2 separate regions of the Mus musculus genome follow, and region 1 is linked to region 2. Evidence: chromatin loops called from intact Hi-C (ENCODE). Cell type or tissue: gastrocnemius. All regions are shown on one strand. Each heading gives the region's core, and the rest is flanking DNA. Links, peaks and the distances in the headings are about the cores only.

Region 1 (13,309 bases), core at 1-5,000, 110 kb before region 2:
GTGGCGCAAAACTTTGCGCCTCGGCTCTTAGCAGACTGTATTCCCTACAGTCGCCTCCCTCAGCCTCTGAAGCCAAGGCCGATGGCGATTCCTGGGCGTCTGCAGGGCTAAGTCCCTGCTCGAAGGAGGCGGGGACTCGGAGCAGCTGCTAGTCCGACGAGCGTCACTGATAGTAGGGAGTAAAAGAGTGCATGCCTCCCCCCCAACCACACACACACACACACACACACACACACACACACACACACACACACTTGGAAGTACAGCACGCTGAAAGGGGAGTGGTTCAGGATTGGGGTACGCGCTGCGCCAGGTTTCCGCACCAACCAGAGCTGGATAACTCTAGACTTGCTTCCCTTGCTGTGCCCCCTCCAGCAGACAGCCACGACGATGCCCCTCAACGTGAACTTCACCAACAGGAACTATGACCTCGACTACGACTCCGTACAGCCCTATTTCATCTGCGACGAGGAAGAGAATTTCTATCACCAGCAACAGCAGAGCGAGCTGCAGCCGCCCGCGCCCAGTGAGGATATCTGGAAGAAATTCGAGCTGCTTCCCACCCCGCCCCTGTCCCCGAGCCGCCGCTCCGGGCTCTGCTCTCCATCCTATGTTGCGGTCGCTACGTCCTTCTCCCCAAGGGAAGACGATGACGGCGGCGGTGGCAACTTCTCCACCGCCGATCAGCTGGAGATGATGACCGAGTTACTTGGAGGAGACATGGTGAACCAGAGCTTCATCTGCGATCCTGACGACGAGACCTTCATCAAGAACATCATCATCCAGGACTGTATGTGGAGCGGTTTCTCAGCCGCTGCCAAGCTGGTCTCGGAGAAGCTGGCCTCCTACCAGGCTGCGCGCAAAGACAGCACCAGCCTGAGCCCCGCCCGCGGGCACAGCGTCTGCTCCACCTCCAGCCTGTACCTGCAGGACCTCACCGCCGCCGCGTCCGAGTGCATTGACCCCTCAGTGGTCTTTCCCTACCCGCTCAACGACAGCAGCTCGCCCAAATCCTGTACCTCGTCCGATTCCACGGCCTTCTCTCCTTCCTCGGACTCGCTGCTGTCCTCCGAGTCCTCCCCACGGGCCAGCCCTGAGCCCCTAGTGCTGCATGAGGAGACACCGCCCACCACCAGCAGCGACTCTGGTAAGCTACCCCATTCACAGCAGGGTAGGAAGCGAGAGGTTGGATGGACCTCCTTCTCCACCACTCATTGGCATTAATTCAATTGGCCTCCGGGGCTCCCCCTTTCTTTCCCTTCTGTCTAAGAGCTCTTCATCCCTGGATTCCCGTGCTTCAGCTATCCCTCCCTCCCCTCCCCCCCCCCCCCCCAGACCGCCCTGGTTGTCACCCCCACCCCCCACCCTTCCCACCCCTCAGGAATTTCATTTGGGTTTTTAAATCTTCTGGCTTATCTTTCAGCTCCATCCACTCCCTTTACCCCTCCTAAGCATTTTAATTACCCTGGGAAGGGTGTGAATGAGGATAAAGGAACTGATCTGGAGGGGGGTGAATTACCTGCTTCTTTTCTTGACTGCCAGAAGAATATTTGAATTTAATGGATACGTTTGTCTAAGACCCAAGAGAAGCAATGACAGAAGCTGGGACAGCCTTTATAGCCTTAGAGCCAGGCACTAGTGAAAGTTCCTAAAGAATTGAAGAGCTGGGCTCTTTTGGGTGTTTTGTTTTGCTTTGTTTTTTCGTCCTCTTTTGAACACTTCAAAGCAAATTCTGTTCAATTTGGACTTCTCCCCCCGTCCCAACACTCCCCCAACACCAGGACGTTTGGCAAAGCTGCAAGACTTTTTTTTTTTTTTTTTTTTTTTAATTGTGCTTCCAGTAAAATAGGGAGTTGCTAAAGTCATAGCAAGAGATTTGCAGCTATCCCTCACGGGACCTGAAAGGTTCTCGGTAAAGTCCCTTAAAAATAGGAGGTGCTTGGGAAATGTGCTTTGCTTTGGGTGTGTCTGAAGCCTCATTAAATCTTAGGTAAGAATTGGCAAGGATACCATATCCTGGTACATGGTAATTTTCTCACCTGTGCCCTAACCCTGTTCTGCCTTTCTGGGAGAAGGGAAGATGGTGTCTGGATCTGATTCTTACTTTCTTCCCTTTCCAACTTGGTATTTGGATAGCATCGGTCAAATCCTATGTATAGCGTCCGGGATTCAGGAGGCGTGGCTAACTGTGATCTTCCACTTCCTCCCTTACAGAAGAAGAGCAAGAAGATGAGGAAGAAATTGATGTGGTGTCTGTGGAGAAGAGGCAAACCCCTGCCAAGAGGTCGGAGTCGGGCTCATCTCCATCCCGAGGCCACAGCAAACCTCCGCACAGCCCACTGGTCCTCAAGAGGTGCCACGTCTCCACTCACCAGCACAACTACGCCGCACCCCCCTCCACAAGGAAGGACTATCCAGCTGCCAAGAGGGCCAAGTTGGACAGTGGCAGGGTCCTGAAGCAGATCAGCAACAACCGCAAGTGCTCCAGCCCCAGGTCCTCAGACACGGAGGAAAACGACAAGAGGCGGACACACAACGTCTTGGAACGTCAGAGGAGGAACGAGCTGAAGCGCAGCTTTTTTGCCCTGCGTGACCAGATCCCTGAATTGGAAAACAACGAAAAGGCCCCCAAGGTAGTGATCCTCAAAAAAGCCACCGCCTACATCCTGTCCATTCAAGCAGACGAGCACAAGCTCACCTCTGAAAAGGACTTATTGAGGAAACGACGAGAACAGTTGAAACACAAACTCGAACAGCTTCGAAACTCTGGTGCATAAACTGACCTAACTCGAGGAGGAGCTGGAATCTCTCGTGAGAGTAAGGAGAACGGTTCCTTCTGACAGAACTGATGCGCTGGAATTAAAATGCATGCTCAAAGCCTAACCTCACAACCTTGGCTGGGGCTTTGGGACTGTAAGCTTCAGCCATAATTTTAACTGCCTCAAACTTAAATAGTATAAAAGAACTTTTTTTTATGCTTCCCATCTTTTTTCTTTTTCCTTTTAACAGATTTGTATTTAATTGTTTTTTTAAAAAAATCTTAAAATCTATCCAATTTTCCCATGTAAATAGGGCCTTGAAATGTAAATAACTTTAATAAAACGTTTATAACAGTTACAAAAGATTTTAAGACATGTACCATAATTTTTTTTATTTAAAGACATTTTCATTTTTAAAGTTGATTTTTTTCTATTGTTTTTAGAAAAAAATAAAATAATTGGAAAAAATACAATTGGGCCAACTTGTGTTTTCTTTTTCCTCTTCCTCAAACTTCCTTTCCTCAATTACAGATTAAAAGAATTTGACCATTTTCACAGGGTAGGTTTACAAATATGGGAAGGGGTTATCATTGTTAAAATGGGGCTGGGGGTCCTCAGGATTTCTAAGTTGTCTACAGGATGCTTTCTGTGGATAGTAATAAAAACCAGAGCTGTTAGTTAGGAATGGGCAAAAGGCAAGTGAGAAGGCTAGATGCAGGGAAGGGAAAAGCAAGAGGTTAAAGATAACAGCTAAATATACAGGAGGAAGAGATGGCAGAATCTCCTACAGTTAACCGAAGCCATTCCCTGGTTCACCTCAACCCAAGGACTCTGCCCTGCCAAAGAACTGGTGAGGGGAGGGAGAGAGAACCACCGTTTGTTCCTTGCCTCTTGCTCCCAGGTGATAGTCCCTTCACATCAGTATCTCCTATGCTTCTGAAAAAAACAGAGGAAGAGCATTACCACTGCTAAGTTGATCCTGGTTTTCCAAACAAGGACATACAAAGGTTCAGAGGGTTGCAGAGCTTAATGGGTACGAACACAACAAAAATAACCCAGGGCCCCTGTCTTGAAAACAAGCCTTGCTGCCTTGCTTAGTTGGGTGTCCTTCCGCTGGTTAGGGGTCTGAGAATGAGCGCTACAGGCTCCATTAGGAGCTTTGACAGAGTGCCACGAAAGAGGTACTATGATCTCTTTATACCTAGTACAGGTAGAAACAGACATGAAATAACCCATCCATGCACCCAGGGGATTCAAAACCACTTTATCCTTAGTGCATCCAGGAGGAAGATCCTAGCTACGAAGGAGAGGGCAGGAGTCATTAAAGCTTCACTACTCAAGAACTGGTAGACTTCAGTTCCCCTCCTTGTTTGTGGATTGGGGGGTTGGGGTGGAGGGTGTTGTGTGTACTCAGAGGCACATAGCTCACTCCTACCTTACCCACTTAGTTTTTAACATCAGATCCCTGCTTGCTCCTGGGAAGAAGCCAGTTTAGAAGTGCTACTGGTCAGATCATAAAATAAAACCTTGTTTTACATGAGTCATTATTTTAGAAATTGCAAGCTCGCCTTCCTCCCAAGCACTTTCACACACTCATGACACACGCTCATCAATGGCCCATGAGAAAGCCTTTTGGAACAGGTATCTTATTAATTATAAGCCTCTGAAAAGCCACAATCCAAACCAGAAACTGAAACATGTAGGTAAAGTCCAGGGAGAAAGGTACCCTAAATGTCCTAAATGACCCCATTGTCTCAGAGAAGGTCTCTAGCATCCTGGAGTGTCTTTGGGACTTTAATTCACCATCATTCATAAACCAATAAGTAATTACTATCTTTGACACCCCCCCCCCATGATCTATTGAAGCGTTTAACATTTAGTTTTTGATCTTATTTTTGGCTCTTTTAGACTCACCCTCAGCTTCAAACTGTTACACCCTCTATCCTACATTCAAAAGAAAACACAAACCCCAGTAGTAGTTTGAAATACTTTGAGTAGTTCAAAGGATTAGCAAAAGGGGGGAGCAGGGGGTGCTCTTAAATAGTTCCCTCTTTTTCCCCTTTGTGAGCCTAGGCTGGAGTGCAGCCCTGGGGTGACTCACTTGAGACCTGGGAAGGTGTTAGGTTGAATCACTCAGTCCAGGCAAGCCCAAAGAATAGAGGAAAGCATTCCTCATTAGGAAAACAACTCCTGTTCCAAATGATCAGGAAACAAGTTTAGAGATTCAGATTTGGCTGTGGGGATGGAATCGAAGTATCACAGCTCCCTATCTGGGCACTTCTCAGCTTTACCAAGCCAGGGAATGGTCTGAAAACAGGACATCGGCCAGCTTCCTTCCAGAAAGTCAGGCTGATCTTGACCATAACACAGGAAGGCTCTCCCAGCCAATCTGGAGTCCCAGGGGTCTGCAACATTGTGCAATCAAATTTATAGATAACAATCACGATGAGGGGTGAAGTGGGAGGAGCTTTCAGCTTGGTCTGGGATATACAAGAATTAGCTAGTCTCTTCTGTTGTTCACCCATGACACTGGAACTCAGTTTCCCCGAGAGGATCCCTGGGATGGTGCTCTTCAGGATAAACTGAGTGAGGAGGAAGTGTGACTTTATGCTATCATTCGGGGACAACACTAAAAAGCAATCAATTACACTTTAAGTTGAACAAAAGTTTCACAATACCAGGATAGTGCTTGAGTCATCCAAAGCTTGAACACGTATGTAGAGTCTTCTGCTGTTCTTTAAGATGGACTTTGGCACTAACCTTGGAAAAGAGGGCCAAAAAACCCACCCCCCAAAAACAAACAGAACAAAAAACGTGAGGGGATTTTCTGTGGTTTGTTTACAATAAGAGATGAGTCACAATAATGATTTTTTTTTTTTTTTTTAGCATGACTGCTAAGGAACCCTGAAGCATTTCTTCCCAACAAAAACTAATCTTTAGGTTATAACATGCTGGAAGATGAGCTTCAAGCCTGTCTATAAATACATCACTGGGTATCTTCAGGGAACAAACTCTTCACTTAAGGTTAGAGACCATCCTGGATCGATTTCAAGAACAGAGGTTTATTTTAAACAATGAAGCCTGGGCTAGAGATGTCGTTCAGTGATAAGACACTTGTCTAGCATGTATAAGGACCCATGCTTGACACCACAGGAATAAATAAAACCAAAAATGAGGTTCCTACTCATTCCCCAAACTTTAGCAATTTTGGTGGTGGTGGTGGTGGTGGTTCGACGTCTTTCCAGAGAAATCCAACAAACTGCCAATTTAGGGAAAACATCTAGCTCTAGCGACTTTGCCAAACTGGTGTGAGTTGACTCAATGACTGAGTGGATTTCCTTTTTGGGTTTTACTTCACTCAATATTGGTCTACACTAAGCTCTTTAGGAAGACAGGGTTGAGAGAGGAACAAGTGTTAATGGGATGTAGATCCTCTGAGGCTGAAAGGAATGTCCTTTGTCTCTAAACAATGCCGAGGGGCTCAGGAACACTCTCTTCCAGTCTTCACCCGACCATCTCATTAAAGGCTAAACTCTCCAGTTCGGGTCTATATGGCTAGGAAAGAGGAGCTTTGGGGAAAGCTCTGTCAGAATATACCTGCTTTCTGCAGGGGGCGGGAGGACCCCCACAAACAACTCAGCTGGAGAACAATTGTTAGATGTGACAATACTGAAGTTTGTACACAGACATGTGAAATTGCTGGCCTGAAGTCACATAAGCACTAACTAACGATAATAGCAATTAATGTTTACTGTGTGCTAAAAGTTTGACATACATTATCTCCTTTTATTCCCAAAGCAACCCCCTATACACACACACACCTCCTTTTTGGTTTTGGTTTTACTTTTTAAATTTTACTATTAAATTTTAAATATGTTTTTTTTTTAAATTTACTGCACTAGAGAGGGAACCTAGAACCTCCTGCATGCAAGGTAAGTGATCAATGGGTGAGTCACATCTCTATAGAGATTGTAGGTTGTTTCACCAAAAGTATTAGGGCATTTCCTACAGAGTGGTGGAAGTTCGAGTCCTGGGAACATGGAATAAGGATGGAATCCAGTAAGTCTTGAGAAAGAAGCTAAAGGAGAAAATGTCAGCAGCAGATGGCAGGGAAGCAAAGAAGAAGGAGAGCTAAAACCAACAAGCTAAAACCAAAAACGCTTGCTATTTGAACTGTGCCTAAGGTAGCAGGAAGTACAGCAAGGATCCACTGGCTTAGTGAGGGAATGCTTCTCTAGGCCTCTCCTATCCACTTCCCCTTCCACCCAGTATCCTCCTACTCCTTCATCTGCTAGAGACAACTGCCCATAGGTAGTTAATTAGCTGTCCCAGCACCCAACTCTCCTGCAGTACTTTGGTTCTGTTTATTTGTTTTGGCAATAGGATCTCATTAGGCAGGCCATACTGGCCTCAAACTCTGGAATTTCTTGCCTCAGCCTCTTAAGTGTTGTGTTGGGATTACCAGTTTGGGACACTTATTCTCCAGCTTTCATGCAGGGCTTTATTCAGGAATTTCCACTGTGTGATTCTAGGATGCAAATACTAGTTCTCATTCCCTGAGGGTTTAATTGTTGTTGTTGTTTCGTTAGTTGGTTGGTTTTGGGTTTTGTTCATTGGGTTGGTTTGGGTTGGTTTTGGTTTTTCAAAACAGGGTTTCTCTGTGTCTGAGAACCATTGTCTTTTCTACCACTGCAAACCCAACCATCTTTTCAAACCACTGGTAAGCCAAGTCCTTTCTGGATTAAGTCTGAAGCCATTCTCCACTCCTATTCGATACACTTACTACCTACCACAAACACGGCAGCCTGGCAGCCTCAATGCCAGTTTTGGGCTTCTCCTTGTATGCTTGGAGACCAGTTGTCTTCATCATCAGATCAACCCCTTGAAGAATGGAAGTTCATTGGTCTTGCTTAATCATGCCTGACAAGAAAGTGCAATTCACTAATTCTGTAAACATCTAAGTGAAGGGCTCTTTGATGGGCTCAATGGTGCATCAGACCTGAGTAAGGGGTGGAGTAGAAGCAAAGTTGTTTCAAGTTGCATAGCGAGAAAGGTCAAGGAAAGAGATGGGGGTTCATCAGGTGAAGGGAAGGATTTTGATTAGACTTGCTTTGCTTGATTTGGTTTTTGAGCTGAAAAGACAGGAAGCCTAATTCATTTCCATGATAGTAGGCTAGACTTGAGAGGGAAAGAACTGCTGACAGAAAAGGAGGGGAATTGTACTGACTGGTTTTGTGTGTGTGTGTGTGTGTGTGTGTGTGTGTGTGTGTGTGTGTGTGTGTGTGTGTGTGAACTTGACACAAGCTGGAGTTATCACAGAGCCTCACTTGGGGAAAAGCCTCCGTGAGATCCAGCTGTAAGGCATTTTCTCAATTAGTGGTGAAGGAGGGCCTATGTGGGTGGTGCCATCCCTGGGCTGGTAGTCTTGAGTTCTCTAAGAGAGCAAGCTGAGCAAGCCAGGGGAAGCAAGCCAGTAAGTAACATCCTTCCAAGACCTCTGCATCAGCTCCTGCTTCCTGACCTGCTTGAGTTCCAGTCCTGACTTCCTTTGGTAATGAACAGCAGTGTGTAAGTGGACAGTGAATAATCCTTTTCTTTCCCAACTTGCTTTTTGGACATGATGTTTTGTGCAGGAATATAAACCCTGACTAAGACAAGAATCAAAGTGTCTAGTCAGGTGAGTTACTGGACCGGTAGGTAGCTTTGTTTTGCTTGCTTGATGTCTGGAGCCCTCTCTTAGCTGGGTATGGCTGAACAAATGAAAAAAGAATATGTTCCCCCTACTTAGGTAAGTATTCTTCCAGGTGGTGATGTCACTGGCCAAGCTGTTCTCCCTTGGCTTCCCACAGCTCTCTTCCTTTACCAGATACCATGTCCATCTTTACACAAATGACTCTAAACCTCTTCTCTCCACAGACACCTTCAATCCACATGAGATAAAGCCTCCACATTTTGTAGCTCTGGCTGACCTGGAACTCACTATGCAGACCAGCCTTGCATTGAACTTTCAGAGATCTGCCTATATCTTTCTTAGGAGTGCTAGGACTAAAGGCATGCACCACATTTAGTCCTGCTAAACTTCTTTTTTTGTTTTTTTGGTTTTTTCGAGACAGGGTTTCTCTGTGTAGCCCTGGCTGTCCTGGAACTCACTCTGTAGACCAGGCTGGCCTCAAACTTAGAAATCCACCTGTCTCTGCCTCCCAAGTGCTGAGATTAAAGATGTGTGGTACTACTGCTTAGACTGACACACAAAATATTGTTGAAGCCAGTGAGATAAAGCTCACCTTCAATCTCAGAGGTAGGCCAGGCAGACTTTTGTGAGTTCTGGGCCAGCCAGAGCTTCATATGAAAAGTAATAATAATGATAATAATAATAATAATTTTAATAAACAAATGGGTGTATGAAAGAGTAAATGTGCACATATTTCTGGCATCTGTTTTAAGATTCTACTTCCTTAGGCTGTCAGTCATTCTCACCCCATTCAACCCTTTGCTCTGCACTGTGATTGACAAATCTTCTCTCCCTCTGGTGACTACCTAATTCATCCCAGACAGCATCAGCCTTGGCAACAACTTCTCTATGCAGGGACTGTAAGTTCCAGACAACAGAAACTCTGTTCCAATTCACAAAATCAACTAGGAAAGGAGAAGAGACAGAGGACAGAGGAAAGGAAGGAAGAAGGGAGAAAAGGAGGGAGGGAGGGAGGGAGGGAGGGAAAATGTCAATTTATGCAACTGTTTCATGATTCATCCAAGGATCCTCTCTGATTCTTTTTTGGTTGTTGTTGTTTTTGTTTTTTCGAGACAGGGTTTCTCTGTATAGCCCTGACTGTCCTGGAACTCACTTTGTAGACCAGGCTGGCCTCGAACTCAGAAACCCACCTGCCTCTGCCTCCCAAGTGCTGGGATTAAAGATGTGTGCCACCACGCCCAGCTAAACCTCTTCCTTCTAGCCAGAAGAACACAGCAGAAAGAACTATGATCAGTCTTCTGGAACCATGTGCTTACCCTTAAACCAGACAATTCACTTGGTTCCCAGGACCACACTCCTCCTGCAAAAGTTGGAACCCTGTGATTCTCAGCTTCTGAGGCAAAGGGAAGACCTATCCAAGATAAAAAACCAACAACAACAAAAAAGTCAATATAAGAAAAGAAAAAAATGTTCTCTAGATACATTCTGGGTAGTGATGGTTCTCACTGTTCAGAGATATAAGAAAAGAGCAGATGCTTAAAACCCTGACTCTTGAGAACAACTTTTGGTAAGAGAGACTCCTTTTTTTAAAATTTTATTTATTTATTTATTTACTTACTTATTATATGTAAGTACACTGTAGCTGTCTTCAGACACTCCAGAAGAGAGTATCAGATCTCATTACAGATGGTTGTGAGCCACCATGTGGTTGCTGGGATTTGAACTCAGGATCTTTGGAAGAACAGTCAGTGCTCTTAACCACTGAGCTATCTTACCAGCCCCCCACCCACCCCCCCAACCCCGTTAAGAGAGATTCGAATGGTCCATCTTAGAGGTATTGAAATTGAGTCTGAAGTGGGAGGCCTAGGGGCTGTTTTGAGCCAACTCAGCCCAGGTGATTTGCAGTGAGGTGGGAATTCCAAGGGCAAACAAGGATCAGCAAAAGCTATACCCCTCTACCACAGATTTGGAGAGAATTCAGATGGGAGGCCTGTTCCAGCCATTGCTCAGTAAGTAAGCAAGAGTCTAGCTACCTCTTCATCTCCCTCCTTCTACCACACCATTAAGTCCCTCCAGGCCATCAGCCTCAATGATTCTTTCTTTTTTTTTTTTTAATTAGGTATTTTCCTCATTTACATTTCCAATGCTATCCCAAAAGTCCCCCATACCCTCCCCCTCCACTCCAACTTTTTGGCCCTGTTGTTCCCCGCCTCAATGCTTCTTGGCTCTATCCATGTCTCCTTGCCCACTTTGCTTCTGCCAACCGATATTCTTTACCTGGGACTCTCTAGCAGATGCCAACTGCCTGTCTCTCATCTGGTTTCCTCAAAGGTAGAAAAATGGTCTCCCAAATAAGCCCGATCAGTTTACTCCCTGGCGTAGGAGAACTTGATGATTCATGTGCTCTGCTTCTAAAATACAGATCTGTGGGCCTGGTAGTGCAGATGTTAATCCCAACTACTCTACTTGGGAGGCCTAGGGAATGGACTCCATGTTCAAGGTCTGCCTGGACAGCAAGATGAGTGCTGGGGAAGCCAGAGAAAATGAGTAAAACTTTCTGAAAAGTAAAGCATTATAAAAACAAACAAACAAAGGTCCAGAGAACTGGGGAGATGATTGGCTGGTTAAGAGTACTTGCTCTTCTGCATGGGACCCAAGTTCAGTTCCTAGAAGCCGAGTAGCTTGCACCTTCAATTATGGCCCCCTCTTCTGTTTTCTCAGGACCAGGTGCACACAGTGCATATAACATACATGTAAGCAAAATACTCACACACATAAAATTAAAAATAAATAAATCTTTCAGGCAAAACTGACCTGGGATATAGCTCAAGGATAGAGGATTTGCATGGGATGCTAGCAGCCCTGACTTCCATCTACAGTCCAGAAAGACAAGTAAATCAGAAATGCCTTTGAGGGACTGAAGAGATGATTCAGAGGTTAAGAGCACTGGCTGCTCTTCCAGAAGACCTGGGTTCAATTCCTAGTACCTGCATGAGAGCTGACTCCAGTTCCAGGGAATCTGACCCTATCACTCAGACACTGTTCTTGTCATCTGCACACGGGATGATCACACACATATCATTTCACATGTGGGGATACTGAGAATGAGAGTCAGCAGGTAACTGTCTCAACTTCAACTAAGCAGGGCAGTTTGTTAGCAGGGATGGAATCTGGATTCTTATTGCCCCCCAGCTTCTTCACTTCCTGCTGCCTCTCTACAACCACACCATATTGAAATTACCTTCTTCCCTCTCTTGCTTCCGCACTGAAACTGGGGCTGAATCTAGCTGGCTACCTGACCTGATTCTCTCCTATCAGATGGATGACTTGCTGTCCTCCTGGGTCATCTCCCGTGTTTAGCAAGACAGGGTATAGAGTTTTAAATGAGTGTAGGCAGAGTGCATGAATCATCACACTTTTAGGCAGAGTGCATGAATCATCAGACTTTCCTACGCCAGGGAGTAAACTGAGCACGCATATTTTGGAGACCACTTCTCTACTCCTAGGGTCAGAAGAGCCTGCAGATGATCTACTCAAAGCAATTTTATCTGCCATTCTGTTGAGTAGTGAGGCAAGGATCATGTTACCTGCAACGGGGCCAATCTTTGCCTCTGTTTTTGAAGTCTCTGGAGAAGTAGCCGTCTTCCTGCGCTGGGGATATGATTAAGCAGTAGAACATGCACATAATTTCATGAGGCTAACATACAGCTCTTCAGAGATCAGCCTACTTATTTATGACACAATTGTTTTAAGACATCAGGTATTCTAGGAGATAAGATTCCTTCTCTTGCTTTCCTGGTACCCAGAATGATCTCCTAAACCACAAGTAATTGGCACAGAGATGGATCTTCCAAACTGACCCAGATCTACACAGATCTTATCTTCATACCCAAGAACTCCCCAGTCAATGGATATTTGGGGCATTTGCTATGCACACAGACGTCAGTGTGGAATAACCGTACTCCAGCACTTAGTAGAAAGGATGTATACTGAACGAGTATTTACAAATAATTAACCAGATTATTTTCAGGGCACAAATTAGTGGAGCAAGGATTGCAGAGTTACATGAACATCTGATAGCATTGCGGTTCAGGGAAAGTTCCCAGCCAGGGTACAGAGGATGGTGATGAAGAAAGCATGCTCAATATCTTGAGGCGCTGCTATGAGAGAGAATGAAACTCTCTAGGGGAACTGAAAGCATACAAGGATGTAAAGAATAGGAAGAGCAAAAGGACTTCAACCCTTGGATGAGACACAGGGTGATCCAATACCCGGTGACCTGCAGGGACTCAGGCCCAGTGGTTATGATGGCAACCTACCCACAGTCGTGAGTATGATGCAGTGGGAAGTCACAGTACTGAAAACCAACACACTTAACTTGCCTGTGCTGCTGTGAACGTCCATTCAATGAGGGTCAGGAAGCTCAAATAAGATAATCGCAAATACTGAGTGGTTCTGAGAGGAATGCAACCATGAAAAAAAAAGTGCTGACACTTGCAGAATGTTTATGTTTCTAATGCTGGGCTAAGTACTTCACCTGGATTATTTCACCAATTCCTCCTCCTCCTCTCCCTGTTCTCCCTTCTCCTCCTCTTCTTCCTGTTCTTCCTCCTCCTCTTCCTCTTCTTCCAAAGATTCATGTGTATCAAGGTATTCTCAAATTCTCTCTTAAGTCAAGGATGACCTTGAACTCCTGCTCTTCCTGTCTTCACCTCTTGAGTACCAGTGTTGCATGAAGGTCAGCACTGGCATTATGGGCATGTACTACCACACACAATCTTTTCTGCAGTGTTGATCTGCAGTGTGCTATATGTAAGCACCCTACCAACTGAGGTCTGTGCCCAGCCTTTCCTTTTGG
Region 2 (15,216 bases), core at 6,357-11,356:
TCTTCCAGCATCCCTCAGTCCCTATCTGGCATACCCTGTCCCCAACCCTGAACTTTCCCTAGAGGCTCCTCCCTATATAGTCCAGACATTTTGGTCTCTTTTGGTTCCTTTCTCTTCTCTCTTCTTTTTCTGCACAAGTGCCCACTTTTTCTCTGCCCACCCCTCTTTCCACAAGGCAACTTCCCTAGCCTCAGTCCATGGGGCCAGTGAGCTCGCCCTCCTGAGAACAGCTTCCCAATAAGCCCGCCTTTAATATAATCCATTCTGACTTGAATTGGCTCATTTCACCTGTGGCAGAGAAATAACCTATCAACAAGTACTACCTAGACCAGGCGTGGCAGTGCATGCCTCTAATCCCAGCATTTGGGATACGGAGACTGGAGGATGAGGAACTCAGCTCAAGGTCATCTTTGGCTCAGTGTATTCCAGGCCAATCAGGATTTACAGAGACTGTCCTTAAAGAAATAATTCAAGTAGACAAAAGAGGCAGAAATGGGTCTGAGTAGTGTGATGTGACCAGTTTTTGTAAGGGTCTATGGTTTGCTGAAGAGTGACACCCAGGACTCTAAGACTATACATGCAAAGAGTGTTTTATTCTGTAGAGGTCCAGCATGTAGTCTACCATTATAAAGATGGACCCTGAAGTGAGCTTGCAGGCTCAATTTAGAGCATATTAGGGGAATATACTGGGGTAGGTGACCTTTGTCTTGTTTGATCTCTAGGGACATTTTAGAACCATTGCTCGGACCTGGGGGGGGGGGGAGGGGGCTAGAATCTGTTGTCGCAGAAGTCTGAAAACTGTCCTTGACTCAGACCAGGTGGCAGGGCAGCTTCTGCGTCCTGAACTTGCCTGGGTTTGTCCAGTTCTTGGGAACCGATTTAGGTCTCAACTCCTGAATTGTCCATTTGAAACCTGTCATAGAGTCAGTCTAGCCTTTTCCCCTTTTTTTCTTTAGTTTTGGGCCATCTCGAATCTTTGAGATGTTTCTAGAGGCTGGTATTGTGGTTTGAGAGTAAATCCGTTCCTTAACAAACCTAAGTAAAACATTGATGATGTAGGGAAGTACAAGTTAACATCAACCAATGGGATCCGTCTTGTAGTCTGTTTCTGACTAAGGCCACAGACGTTTTGACCACCCTTGAATGGTCAACATAGAAACAACATTTTTCACCTAAAGCTATATAGAGTCCTCCCTGTTGGAGGAACAAGTCTAGGCCTCTTTTGTTCTGCACGACTACTTCTGCCATGGAGGATAAGGAATCCTGTAGGGCTGTGATGGACTTTTCTATCTCCATCTATAGGGCCTTATAAGTGGTATCTTGGAATACTAAGACTGAGACCCCTAGACTAGCAGCTCTGGACAGCCCAGTGTTGAGGAGAGAACCTATTAACACAGTGGGAATGGCCACCCTTTTTACTCCATTCTTTGGAGCTATTAGTTGATAGAATATCTCCTCCCCAGAGTAATAAGTCACCCTGGGTATAAACTGTACTAGAACATACAACTCTTCAGTCATATTTATAATCAGGCCACAAATGTATGGAGTAAGCCCTGAGGTATAAGCCCAGCAAGCATTCTCTTGGGGCAACATGTATACCTGTAACAGTAGGGGTTACAGTGTAGTTTAGAGGCGGGCATAGGCTGAGGGGACCTTATTTCTGATGTAGAGTCCCTGCCTGGTATCCAACAGTTCTGCGGCCTTCTTGTCAACCACTGTGATCTCGGTGACAAAGTTGTTGCATCGCCCCCTTGAGGGTACTCAGATAGTAAGGTAGAGAGTGGTTCATGGAGTCAGTCTACCCTTCTCAGTTTGCTGGCTTAGAAGATGAGGGATGTTGAATAACCTACACTGCAGCCTCCGGAACAGCAGTCACTATGTGGCTCTTAATGGATGGCTGGGGACATTTATCTTGGACTTTTCTGTTTCCAAAACTGTGCTGAAAGGCTTGTGTAGATATAATATTCAAAGCATCTGGCGGTCACATTTGCTTTAGCCTACAAGGAATGGGTGATGAAGCAGTAACTGAAAGGGTCCTTAGGGTGTGCCAATGCCAGGTGGTCCTTTGTTTGAGTGTGACCATTGAGGCCTATGAGATCAGTGTGCTAGCGTAGCAGGATGGCTAAGTAACCTGGAGTTGAGGATAGGTAAGAGAAAAGGCCCTGTGTTGTGTGCACATTACCTCTTCTGTGATAGTCTGCCCAGCCCTTACCTGAGCATCTGGCTTGGGTGACATCACCTAGTGTTGCTGCAGACGTAAGTCCCTTCCTGTCATGCCTCGCTGTTAGGATCCTTGGGCTGTGTGCTTGATAGTCCTTTGAGCATCTTGGAAGTGCTTTAGCTCCGATGGGTGAGCACCTCTGGCTCATGGTCCAAAACGTTCCTTTTCCTTCCTGAAAGTGTGTCCAAACTGTTGCTTCGTCTTCCTTTGTGGAGACTGTGGCTGCCTCATCACTACACTTCCTTGACTGACTTCAAGAGTGTGATATCAGGGCAGGGTGGGGGTGGGGCAGCCCCAACAGAGATCTTTGTGCTTTCTGAATTGATTTTAGTGCTTCCCGCCTATCAAGTGCCCAGTCTTTACTGTCTTGCTATATATATTGCACAGCCGGTCCTGCTGTGTCTTATCTTTATCTGTGTCCCAGTCAAACTGCCCTCTCTTTCCGTGTCCGGTGGGAGCCTGATTGCTTAGAGATGAGTATAAGGTTGAAAGGAGGAGAAAACTCCATGTCATAGAGACAATAGTGGGCTGAAAGAGGAACATTAATTTGATGTGCCCAAGGGAGAGGGAGCCGCATGTGCTATTGCCTTTCTGGGTGCGCTCTGGTGCACCCAGATGTGGATACAAACAGAGCATCTTGCCTGCCTCTGGCTTATTGAAGCTGCTCACTGGGGTGGCTTCACTCACCTTTATGAGAGGCCTTAGGCTTCATTAGAAAAAGCCTTTATGGCAATTTCCATAATACTGTGTATGTGTGAGGATTGGATTCCCCTCCTGGGATGATACTAAATACCTTTGTAAAACCAAGCTCACCTGTTATCGACACACAGGGGCCAGGATTGCTCACCTCATGGAAAGGCTCAGCAGCCTCACTTGCCCTTCTCAAGCCTCTCAGCCTGCTCTGCAGAATGCAAGGAATGGCCAGATGCTGCCTAGGCTTGTATTTGGCCTCTGCCAAGGTCAGGTTGTCGGGGAGGAAGAAGGGGAGGGGCACCCTTGCTTAGTAAGTAAGGAGGGGAGGAAGAGGCCCAGACAGAGCAGCCACGAAAGATCTTTTATGTGCAAGCCTGGCTCATCTGCAACTCTGCTTGGAGCCCACCCCCACCCCTCATTTCCTCCTACACCAGGAAGGGGTGCTGGGCAATTGGGAGGGGGCATTGCTTCCGATCTGGTGTGAAGCTCACATTCCTCTGCAGTATCCTGGGGTTGCCTGCCTGCAGACACCTGGTTGGAATAACAATGAGTGGGAAGCTCGGTTGCAGCCTCTGCTCAGCTCTGAGGATGCTCTGCTAGGAGAGGCTAGTTCTGCTGAGCTAGCACTTCCTCCCTGCCTTTCCTTCCAGGCCAGGCCCTCTTTGACTCCAGCGTGGCTGCTGGTGAAAAGTATATACTGAAAACAGTACTTGAGGTGGTTGAATCTCATTTCTTATGCACATATGTTATTGGAATGGGAGATGATTAATAGGGGCACAGGGTGAGACCAGGGGAAATGGCCTGAAAAGCCCTGCCTTGAGCTAACATCACTGTAAACGTCACTTTTTATTCAACATCTGTCTGTCTGTCTGTCTATCTATCTATCTATCTATCTATCTATCTATCTATCTACCTACCTACCTATCATTCTGTGAGTGTCCCAGATGTTTAGGTTAACTGCTTTTACCACCTCCATAACATAGTTAGACTTGGCTAGGTTTGGGTAGACCATTCTAAACCGTCACAAAGCGTCATTAAAGGCTCCTTACGTTGATGTTTTTGATCCCTTCTGTCTTTGGTTATCTTTATTTTTTTTTTCCTGACTTTTACATTTTCTGATTATAACATACATAATTATTCTGTCTAGCATAGGATAGGAGAGCATTTCTTCGAACTAGGCTGCCATCCCAGCCTTTTGCAAATATCAGCTCATTTAATTCCGAGCACCCCAGTATGATGGTGTTAGGTTAGACATTATTCAGGGGTTGGATAAGTTCAGCATAGAGGGTGGAAAGTTCAGCATAGAGGGCTGGAAAGTTCAGCATAGAGGGTGGGGCTTGCCAGCCATGCTCCGTAACAGGTAGGGACTGAGGGATGCTGGGAGAACCGGAGGTCAGATCCACTTTGGAATGTTAAATAGGCACTTCAGCTGCTTGCTCAGGGTCTGAATCTCAACACTTAGAAATAAGCACTGTGTGAAGACACACAGGTGCCACAGGAGAATTTTATTTTTAATGGTTCCAGATCTTCTTCCTTCCTCTGAACACAGGCATCTTTTTAATTCTATGCCCTTTATTTATTTATTCTTTTTGGTTTGTTTCTTCCTTTTCACTTAAAAGTGTATTCTCGGGGGTGGGTGGGTATGGGGGACTTTTGGTATAGCATTGGAAATGTAAATGAGCTAAATACCTAATAAAAAATGGAAAAAAAAGGTGTATTCTCTCATATGTTAAGTCCTGACCACCGTTTCCCATCCCCCTACTACTACCCGCCCCTGCCCCCCCTCCACATCTCCTCTTCCATTTCCCTTTAGAAAAGAGCAGGCCTCCCAGGGATATCAAACAAATCCAGAATAACAAGACTAGGCACAAATCCTCAGGCTGGACTAGGTAACCCAGTAGGAGGAAAAGGGTCCTTTTTGCTTTTGAGCAGATCGGTATACTCTGTCATGGGGCTAATGCACACCTTGATTTGGAGGCACTGCACCTGCTAGGTGAGGTTAGTAATATACAGCTTAAGACTCCGCTGATGGCAGATCTGGTATGTAAGCAGAGGGCGTGGTCTAGGGCTAGAATTAGGCTCCCATGAATTGCAAGTTGTGTATTGAGTATTACAGGTTTGTGTTTTGCATATTACACACTGCGATGAAGTGTTTAAGCAGTCATTAGTAAGTCACGAAGCTGCCATTCTTACTCTTTGTTATTAAATAGTAATGATACTAGTGTCATCAGGTTTTAATTAATTCTCATTACCTAATTTTAAGCGTTGCTGTATATCAGATACTCTAGTAAGCTCTTCTACTCTTCTTTCACCCCAAGAACTTAAGGACCTGGTTGTTACCATTGCCCATAGCCCCACAGCTTCCACTTGGAGGATGTTTGTCACCCGCAAATCTTATTTATTTATTTATTTATTTATTTGTTTATTTTAAGGGTATATTTATTTTTATTTTGTGTGTTTTGCCTGCATGTGCGAGTACGTCAGACCTCCTGAAACCGGAGTTACAAACACTTGTGAGATGTGAATTGGGTGCTAGGAACCGAACTGGGGTCTTCTGGAAGAGCAGCTCTTTACTGCTGAGCCATCTCTCCAGCCCCTGTTTTATTTTTTTTAAGTGAGAAACTGATCCAGTGTACCTTGGAATGGTCAGCTTCTCTCCCTTGCTTCCCAGCCCCCCTTCCTTCTCTCTTTCTTCCCTTAACTGTACTTTGGGCTTTCAGCTAACTGCTATCCTCCTGCCTCACTCAGCCTCTTCAGTGCTGGGACTAAAGCAAGTACTATCACATCCAGTCATTCATCTTTTCCTTATGAGAAAAGAACCTGGTTAGCCACAAGTCTTCTGGGTTGACAGGGCCCCTCCCACCTTGGTCCCGTTCTAGCCTCAGAATATGCCATTATTTGGACTGGGGATTTCTGTGACATAATTACTTCAGGTCAGGTGAGCTCATCTTATCAACGGTGAGAAATGTAGAAGACAGGAACACAGCTCTACACAGCCACCCCCACTAGCCTAGGAGGCCCCCTGTTTTTTTCTTGTGTTTAGAGGTCTCGACTCAGGTCAAACTTAGGTTTATAGCTTCAATATTGAAATACGTTTCAGGATCAGTTTAGTGAACCAGTATCCCTGATGTTATCAAGAGTATTCTAATATAGGCTAATATGAGGGCTACGAGAAAAGGCGCTGGGCATGGTGGGGTACACCTTTCATTCTAGCATGTGCAGGTGGATCTCCCGAGTTTGAGGCCAGCCTGGTCTACAGAGTGAGTTCCAGGATAGCTAGAGCTATACAGAGATACTTTGTCTTGAAAAAAAAAAACAATTAAAAAAGGGGGAGGGAGGGATGGGGGAGGAAGGAGGAGGAGAGATTGAGAGGTGTTGAGAAGGTATGTCATATCCAAGTGGGAGTGTATGCTCATCAGAGGAAAGTAAGAAATACCTTTACCCTCCTCTCTCTCTCTCTCTCTCTCTCTCCCTCTCTCTCTCTCTCTCTGTTTTTCAAGACAGGGTTTCTCTGTATAGCCCTGGCTGTCCTGGAACTCACTTTGTAGACAAGACTGGTCTCGAACTCAGAAATCCGCCTGCCTCTACCTCCTGAGTGCTGGGATTAAAGGCGTGCGTCACCACGCCCCACTCCTCTCTCTTTTGATGAGAGAGATGCATGAAGCAGCCCAAGAGACACCTTGGGTGCAATCATAGTCTAATAAGGAAAAACCAGGAGTCACCAAGGTTATCCAAGGAGCTTTGTGCATGTCCCTTCCCTCTGAACGGAGGAGTTCCTAGTGTGATTCCTAGAAAACTGCCGGTTGCTGGCTAGAAAGTGCTGAAGTTCTCTTTCTCAACTGGATTCCAGACTGGGGGGGGCTTCTTTGCAGATTATCACACCCCAAGATTTTCTTTGCCTTTCTAGCCTAACTCAGAATTGGCTTCTGGTAAACTCCGCAGCCAGGGATTGGTGTTGGACCAAGATTGGAGGGGGAGGGAGGCAGTCTTAGGGATACAGGGAAAAGTCCAGGTGATAAGGGAAGGTAGAGATGGGAGAGATGGCGCCACTAGCCAGACAGTGACAGGGCCTGAGGGCTCTATTAGAAAGCCTGCTCCTTAGAGCCCCCAGGAGAGAACAGCCCAGAACTTTCCTGGGAAGTAGACTTCTCAGACTTGAAGGAGTCTGTTTCTTCTGGGGCAAGGTTAAGGTGCCCACTGTAGAGTGATTTGTTAGGAAACTCTTGACAGTACCTCGCTCAGAATGGGGTTCTCCCAGTGTGTGGGGAAGTACAGAAAATACTCTCCCCGACTTTACATGTGTTCTTTACACAAATACTTGCTAATGACTGTGAAGCTCACAGTGGGAACGATCATTTTGTTCCATATTCTTTGCTGTAGCTCTGCGAGCAATTGAAATCGCTAGACAAACTTCCTCGTCTACTTCATCTCCCACTTACTCACTGAGGGACCTTGAGTAGATGGTGAAACACAGGGCTCTAGACCACGCAGCTTTGCCAGGGAAGTGCAAAGTGGTTTGGGTCATACATAGCATTGGTCAAGTGCTATGAAGTCTGTATGGTCATGGCATCTAGCTCAGAATCCAAGTGGCGCTGGGCAGGTTTGTGTTTGTTTGTTTTGCTTTTTGTTTGTTTGCTTTTGTCAACTTGACAGAAGCTGGTGGTGTCTGGGAAGAGGGAAGAAGCTTAAAGCTTATTTAGAGAATTTCCTCCCCCAGAATGGCCTATAAGTAAGTCTGGGGTAGGGGATATTTTCCCCACTAATGATTGATGTGGGAAGACCCATAGCACTATGGACAATGCCATCCCTGGGCAGGTGGCCCTAGAAGATAGAAGAAAACAAGTTGAGCAAGTTGTGGGGTGCAAGCCAGGAGTCAACATTCTCCTACAGCTTCTACTCACTTCCTGCTTCCGCTGTGCCTGTCTTGAGTTTCTGTCCTGACTCCCCTCAATGGCTGCATTGTGATGTGGAGTCATAAGATGAGATAAATCTTTTTTTCCACAGGTTGGTTTTGGTTAGTGTTTTATCTCAGCAATAGAAAACAAGCTAGGATCTTAGTTCTTAGTATTTAAAAAAAATTAATTTATCTATGTGTGTATTTATGCTTGTCTGTATATGGACCGCATATATGCAGGTACCCAAGGGGATCAGTAGAATATTAAACACAGCTCCCTTGCTCTGCAACAATAGCTTTGCTTTTCAGGGAAGGAAACCTGGCCTCTGAGAGATTATTTTAGTTCTGGTGTTGTTTCCTAAATGGACAAAAGGCATGTTCTGTTTTTCACCCCATTCTTGTTGCCTCATCTGTTTGGGGTGTATAAGCCTGCCAGGGGTATCTGACTGTGTGGGTACCTGTTTGCAAGTCTGTTTTTCTTTTGTTTCAGGTGTGTGTGTGTGTGTGTGTGTGTGTGTGTGTGAGAGAGAGAGAGAGAGAGAGAGAGAGAGAGAGAGAGAGAGAGAGAGAGAAGCTGGGTTCCACTTGGGCTACCCTGGAAGGTAATCAAGGACTCCCTTGACCTGGTCTGCCTGCCTCTACCTCTCCTGCATGGCGGTTACTGCTGTGCAACACCACACCTGCTTTACTCTGTGCCGAGGTGGTACCTAGGTCTTTGTATATGCTCAAGCCTGACAGACAAGGCTTGCTTGGGACTAAACTGTCGGACTCCTGATGCCTAGGATCACATGCTTATGTCAGACAGAGTCTGTTAGGAGACCGTGACTGCTTCTCACCATATGTAAGGGATCTGAAGAAGCAAATTGGTATAAACATTTTAGAATCTTACATTTTACAAGTATTTATTTCGTGTGTGTGTGTACACGTATGTATGTACGTACATCACAGTGCGCATCTAGAAGTGAGAGTACCAATTATGGGAGTCACTTGTCTCCTTCTAGCATACGAGTTCCAGACATGAAAATCAGGTCACTAGGCTCAATGGCAAGCACCTCAAAACACCGAGATACCTTGCTGTTCCTCTTTGGTGTGACAGCCAGGAATTGTTCTTACACACCCAAAGGAGAATACCTGTACCAGGTGTTTATGGACAAACAAAACCCCTCCTAGAATCTACAGCTCCTTTTCTGCTTGTGTCAGAAGTATATGCCCTTTATACACAGCTACAAACACCATAGGGATGTGGAAGGAACAATCCCTGTCCGTTGTTTGTTAGCCCAAATTTGGAAGGAGTCACAGAACCTTGCATAGGAATCCTGAGATCTATGTGTTCTTTCAGTAGTGGGGTCTGTTTTGCCACCAGAGGAGATGACAGAGTCACCAGGAAGCATTTGGTGAAGCTGACTCCCTTGTGGGCTCAGTGGGGCCCAGTCTCTGTCCTGATTCCGTCTTACCTGCTGCTGTAGCAGATTGTCGGGAATACAGAGGCAGAGGAGAGAGGGAATGGGGAGTGGCCGGCTTTGGCTGTTACTGACTGCACGTGGTGCTTTGCTGCTGGCTCCTGCCCTCCCCCTCCCTCCTGCCCGCTGGAGTTGCCCTGCACAGCTATCTTGCTTGGGTTAGGTGAGGACACAAAGCAGCAGACATTCAGTCTCTGGTGCTTGCTTGTGGCCTCCGAGGACCTAGGCCTACCTCCAGCTTCTGGTGCATTCCCTTCAGAGCTCCTGAGAAACCCTGGCCAGCCTCACAGCCCCCAACAAGCTCTTCTTTCCAAGACACTCAGCAATTCCCCGGGTTACCGGCTCAGTTTACCTTGAGCCTACTTACCTGGTCAGCAGGCCTTGCGTGAGTTCCTTGAAGTCCTTGGGGGAAATAGCATTCTCTTCTCTTTAACCTACTTAGATTAGAGGGTGTGCAGCCAGGAGAGTCTGCAAACATCTTTTCCTGAAGGGCCAGCGGGGCTGCCGAGAAACCATCGTGACTAGTGTTAATTTTGCTGACGAACCCCTTGCAGCTGGTGATGATAAGAGTTAATGGGCTCTGTGCTGGCTTGCTTCTATTGCTCCTTCCAGCAAGTCCATCCCTCCTCTCCCTTATCTGCAGACCCTCGGGATGCCGGAAAGCTGCAGCTGCTCCCACGTCCTCTAGATACTGCTTTTCCTCTACAGATGCATCTTGGATTTGCATATAACTTTACATACAAACTTATAAATACAGACAAATTTGTAAGGGAACTGTAGCAAGACATTGACAACAATAACTTGTAATAGAGTAACCGTAATGACAAGAAATATTCTTTAAGTTGATAGGTTTGCATATTTCTGAAAGTTTTCATGTTATATTTTCTTTGGATTAGAGTTGGCCATGCGTCATGTAGACCATGGAAAGTGAAGCTTTCTATGACGAGGAATGAACAGGGTAGTCGGTAGTTCCTGAGGAAGAGGCCGGACTTAGAGACACTGAGCAGCCTCATGGGTGTGCCCAGTCAGCGACATGAATGGCAGTGTCCTTGACAGTCTAGAGCCTGGGCTCTGTGGCAGACATGCATGCACGGAGTCTGTTCCCATCTCTGCTGGCCACAGTCTCTCTCTCTCTTTTTTTTTCTCTTGAGTCAGGGTCTCTCTGTGTAGTCCTGGCTGTCCTGGAACTCACTCTGTAGACCAGGCTGGCCACATTCTCAGTGGGACCTTCCGGTATATCATCACTATAAATAATCTCCATTGCTCTGGCCAAGCACATGGTGGTAGGTCTACACAGATGTCCAGTTCTTCCAGTAGGCATCTGTGATAGTTTTCCCCCTCATTGTTGGAACTAGATCTAGGGCCTTGTGCACGTGAGGTAAGCCCTCTATCATTGAGTTATATCTCTTGCATTGGGGAAAAAAAAAAAACAAAACAATTATAGCCGGACTTGGTGGCGCATGCCTTTAATCCTAGCACTTGGGAGGCAGAGGCAGGTGGATCTCTGAGTTCGAGGCCAGCCTGGTCTACAAAGTGAGTTCTAGGACAGCCAAGGCTACACAGAGAAACCCTGTCTCGAAAAACAAAACAAAACAGAAAAACAAAACAAACAAAAAAACCCAATTATGGTACATTTGTTTCTTTTCCCTGTATGAAATGTATGCCATGTGAATACCTGGTACCTTGGGAAGTTAGTAGAAGCTATCCGACCCCCTGGAACTGGAACCATGGATGGCGGAGACACCATGTGGATGCTGGGAGCCCAAACCAGGCCCCGAGAAAGCAACAATTCCTCACAACTGCTGAAACCATCCCTCCAGCCTTCAATTTATTTGTGCTTAAAAACTGTACTCATTAGCTGGGCATGGTGGTACAGGCCTTTAATCCCAGCACTCGGGAGGCAGAGGCGGGTAGATCTTGGTGAGTTTGAAGTCAGTCTCATCTACATAGAGTCTAGAGCAGCCAGGACTGCTCAGAGAAAGCCCGCCTCAAAAAATTGCATTTTTATTTATATGTATGAATATTTGTAGGTAGGCGCATAGGTCATAGATCACACGTGAAAATCAGAGGACAACTTGCAGGATTCAATTCTCACCCCAGGAATTGATTGCGGCTATTATGCTTGACAGGAAGTGCCTTTACTTAGCGAGCCCCATCGTCAGGTTTTATTTTATTTTTTTATAGTTCACTTACTAATATTATACAAATAGTATTTGCAATATTTACATTGTGTCGAAATTGCAATTTTTTTTTTTTTTTACATAGCATGATCTGAGATATTATACTGATAAGTACATAAAAGGTTTGTTCACTGACTGCAACTTAGGATTCCGATTATAAGTTCATTTATTTCCTAGGAATGCTGAAACAGATTGCCAGAAACTAATCCCAGCCCCCACATAGGGTCTCATGGAGCCCTGGCTAGTGGTAAACTCAACACAGAACTGAGAAGGAGAGTAAATGTTTGATCTCTCTGCCTCTGTCTCCAAAATGCCAGGATGTCAAATATCCAGGGCTGTGGATTGACCTCAAGGTATTTCTGTCTGCTAGACAAGCACTCTAACAATGGAACTACAGTCCTCACCTGAGCCCCTTAACATAAAAAAAAAAAAAAAAGAATTCAAGACAGAATATTCTTTAATTGCCCAGGCTAGCCTTTGAACTCCCTTTCAAGTTGTCAGGCTCAACTTGAACTTCTAACACCCCGCCTCTGTTCTATAGCATCTGAACATACATGGATTACAAATGTGTGCCAGCCTCTCTGGTCTCATGATGGTCCCTGAACACTGAGCAGCTGCCAGGCAGCATCAGATATTGTGGATCTGAGGCTGTGTTATAGTCCTAATTGCTCATAGCTTCTTGATGGAGAGAGGTCTGGGGATGTGCAAAGTCTCAAAGTCGTGTGGAGCTGAGGACGAGGAGAAAATACATCTGTGCTTTTTTTTTTTTTTTTTTTAAAAAAAAAAAAGAATATCCTACTTCTACATACTTGGGTCCATACTAAGCGAGTGGACCAGAGATGAGGTCAGGGTTGGGGTTTAAAATAGATGATGTCATGGAGGGCACTGATTGATTAGTCTTGGGGTCAGAAGTCGCTGAGGGAATGGATGAACCAGAAGAAGGTTGTCGTGTGACACGGACGTCCTGTACGGTGGTGGCTGCCATGGAATGTGTAAGGGCTTGGATATGGAGCCTTCTTCATTCCCGTTCATCCTATCGCTCCTGTGACTCATTCTGCCTTTCTGACCTGTGCTGTAGATATGGGGCTGGTTCCTGCCTGGTAAAGGTGTTAGGAGGTTTCATTGTGTTGTGGCTGTTGGTGTGCGAGGCCTCCAGTCTCCATGATGCTCGGTGGACGTGAGCTTTCGGAGGTAGCATCACTGTGACCTGACGGTTAAGCAGAGAGTCTGATGAAGTAACTCATCCTCTTTGCTCTATACTAACCCTTCCCTTTCTTGACATGCCTGTGGTCTCCTTCCAGCCTGCAGGGAGCTGACTACTTTCTTCCTCAACTTCCTGTGGCCCAGAGGCCTCTGAGCCCTTCTCATACTCAAGATTCTTAGTGGCCGGGTGAGAACTAAGCACTGAGGTTTGTCCTAATTCCTTTCCCAGCTTCTCTAGTGGTGGTAGGATCTGTTCTCCTAGGCTAAGACGTGGAGACCCCCTGGGAACTGCAGTGGCTTCTTGCCCACTCTGATCTGAGCAGTCCTGTAAATAAGGAAACCAAACCCTTTGTGGGAGTCAGTTTTATTATCTCTATGAACAAATACCCAAGGGGGAAAAAAATAAAGAGAGAAGGGTTTTGTATTAGTTAGGGTTCTCTAGAGGAACAGAACTTATAGAATGAATATGTATATATATAGATACATATATTCAAGTTGACAACCAAGAGTAGCCATCCCAGAGATAGTTTAGCTCACTGTTTCAGAGGGCTCAGTCCATTTTGGCCCTTTGCTGCAGGACAGTCGTGCCAGTAGCAGCCAGGAAAAAGCAGATGCCTGCTCCAGGCTGCCTTTCCCATTTCTTCCACACAGATCCAAGTCCTTGGGATGGAAATGCCCACGCTCAAAGCGGATCTCACTCCCTTAGTTAATCCTTTCTGTGCACACCCTCACCAACACTCTAAATGTGGTCTGATGATCTTCCTGGTGCTCCTCGGTGGGTTAGGTTGAAGACCAAGGTAAATCTTCACACCCTTTGTGAAACTCCAGTGAGTCCATGTAAGCATCGCATGAGCCTCATGTACGGGAGTCCCAGCTGTCCAGGGTGATGGTGGCTCTGCGTGCATTGTTTTACATCCTGTCCTTTTTGTAGATCTCAACAGATGAACCCAGGGGACATTTGTTGTTTTTAACTGAACAAAGATAAAAGTTTTAAAATTTATTTATGTATATGAATGTTCAATGTATATGCCTATGTGACAGAAGAAAGCATTGGATCCTATTATTGCTGCTTGTGAGCCACTGTATTGTTGCTGGGAATTGAACTCAGGACCTCTGGAAGAGTAACCAGTGGGCAGTGGTGGAGCACGCCTTTAAATTAATCCCAGCACTTGGGAGGCAGAGGCAGGCAGATTTCTGAGTTCGAGGCCAGCCTGGTCTACAGAGTGAGTTCCAGGACAGCCAGGGCTACACAGAGAAACCCTGTCTCGAAAAACAAGAACACAAAATGAGTAACTAGTCCTCTTAACCACTGAACCATCTCTTCAGGCCAAAGAGATTCTTTTCTCTTTCTGCCTTTCTGTCTTCCCTCCCTCCCTCCCTCCCTCCCTCCCTCCCTCCCTCCCTCCCTCCCTCCCTCCCTCCCTCCCTCCCTCCTTCCCTCCCTTCCTCCTTCCTTCCTTCCTTCCTTCCTAACTTTATTTTATTCTATGGATATGGATGTTTTGTCTATATGTTTGTATGTGTACCATGTGTGTGCCTAGTGTGAGTGAAGGTCAGAAGAGGGTGGCACATCCCTTAAAACTAGAATTCCAGATGCTGTGCCAATAACTAAACCCAGTTCTGAATCCAGGAACAGCATCTCTCAGTGCCTCAAAGACATACTTTCAAAGGATGTGCTAGAGGCCCGAAGGTCTTCACACTCTGGCTTATTGGGTCCCTGACCCAATTCATATTCCATTCCCTGAGTGTGAGAAGGAGCCAGTGCTAGAAAGCTTGTGCATCCTGAAACAGCTGATCTCTGTTAAGGCAGCAGCTTGGGGAAGAAAGGAAAGGAAGGGAAAATGAAGTCTGTCTACAGAAGGATAGTTACAGTGTTGTCTGAGAGCAGACCCTGAAATGTCTTTCTAGTGTAGACAAGACCTAGACTTTGGCATACAAGTACCTGGTCTCCATGACTGCTGCTTCTGTGCGTCAGGGAGGAAGGAAAGGAGATGTCTTCATTGTCAAGTTTAAGAGGCTGTAATTTTCCAATTGAGGGGGTATTTGTGGGAGGCAGTGAGGCTGGGCCAGCCTTCCCTCCCAGGACCATTTGCTAGCCCCTGCAGTCAGTACTGTGGTCCGTGGGCTGCGTTCGTTATTCAGGCATTCTGATGGACTTCTACTTCCCGGGTTGGAGACTGATATTGTTGGACAGTTCTAGAAGTTAGAGAAGGGGAGTGAGACACTCATATGTGTGTGTACTTATATGTAGTGTCATGGAAGAATGGGGACACACTGGGACACAAAATGGGTACTGGGGAAGACTTCTGAGCTTCATTTTCTGCTAACTGTAGCACCTTGTGTTACCCCTGCAGCTTGCAAAGCATCCCCTGGACCCGTGTTCAAGGGAGTTCAGACACAAAGCCCTTTGCTCTATTGCTGGTGGGTAGGACACTGAAGCAGCCTGCGGTTCTCATCAGTATCTGCTTGCAGGCGTCAGCTGGTACAAATACCTAGGAGGGAGGGTGGTCAAAAAGGAAGTGACACATTTGGGCCTGACAGTCTGGGAGACAGAGAGGAAAGAGG

The links. Peaks named below come from ENCODE experiments on the same cell type or tissue, not always from the same donor. Only the 100,000 strongest peaks of a DNase experiment are listed, where the experiment ranks them.
Region 1: a loop joins it to region 2, with 2.2 times the contacts of the local background. A loop is called at or near these places in 9 of 42 quality-filtered maps.

Annotation. Positions count from the first base shown.
Region 1 is chr15:61,987,132-62,000,440 of GRCm38, forward strand. Myc (myelocytomatosis oncogene) reads left to right here. Exons shown (of 3, transcript NM_001177352.1): 2 at 376-1,147; 3 at 2,215-3,230. The coding sequence starts at 391. The coding sequence ends at 2,777. Among named protein-coding and RNA genes, the nearest start is that of Myc, 8.4 kb to the left of the region's middle. In gastrocnemius, for the core only: no CTCF peak of the experiment used is centred there; DNase peaks (open chromatin) are centred at 610, 901, 1,129 and 2,389; H3K4me3 peaks cover 2,565 bases; H3K27ac peaks cover 1,533 bases.
Region 2 is chr15:62,089,596-62,104,811 of GRCm38, forward strand. The region is part of intron 1 of Pvt1 (Pvt1 oncogene); the gene reads left to right. Among named protein-coding and RNA genes, the nearest start is that of Pvt1, 59 kb to the left of the region's middle. In gastrocnemius, for the core only: no CTCF peak of the experiment used is centred there; a DNase peak (open chromatin) is centred at 9,397; H3K27ac peaks cover 850 bases.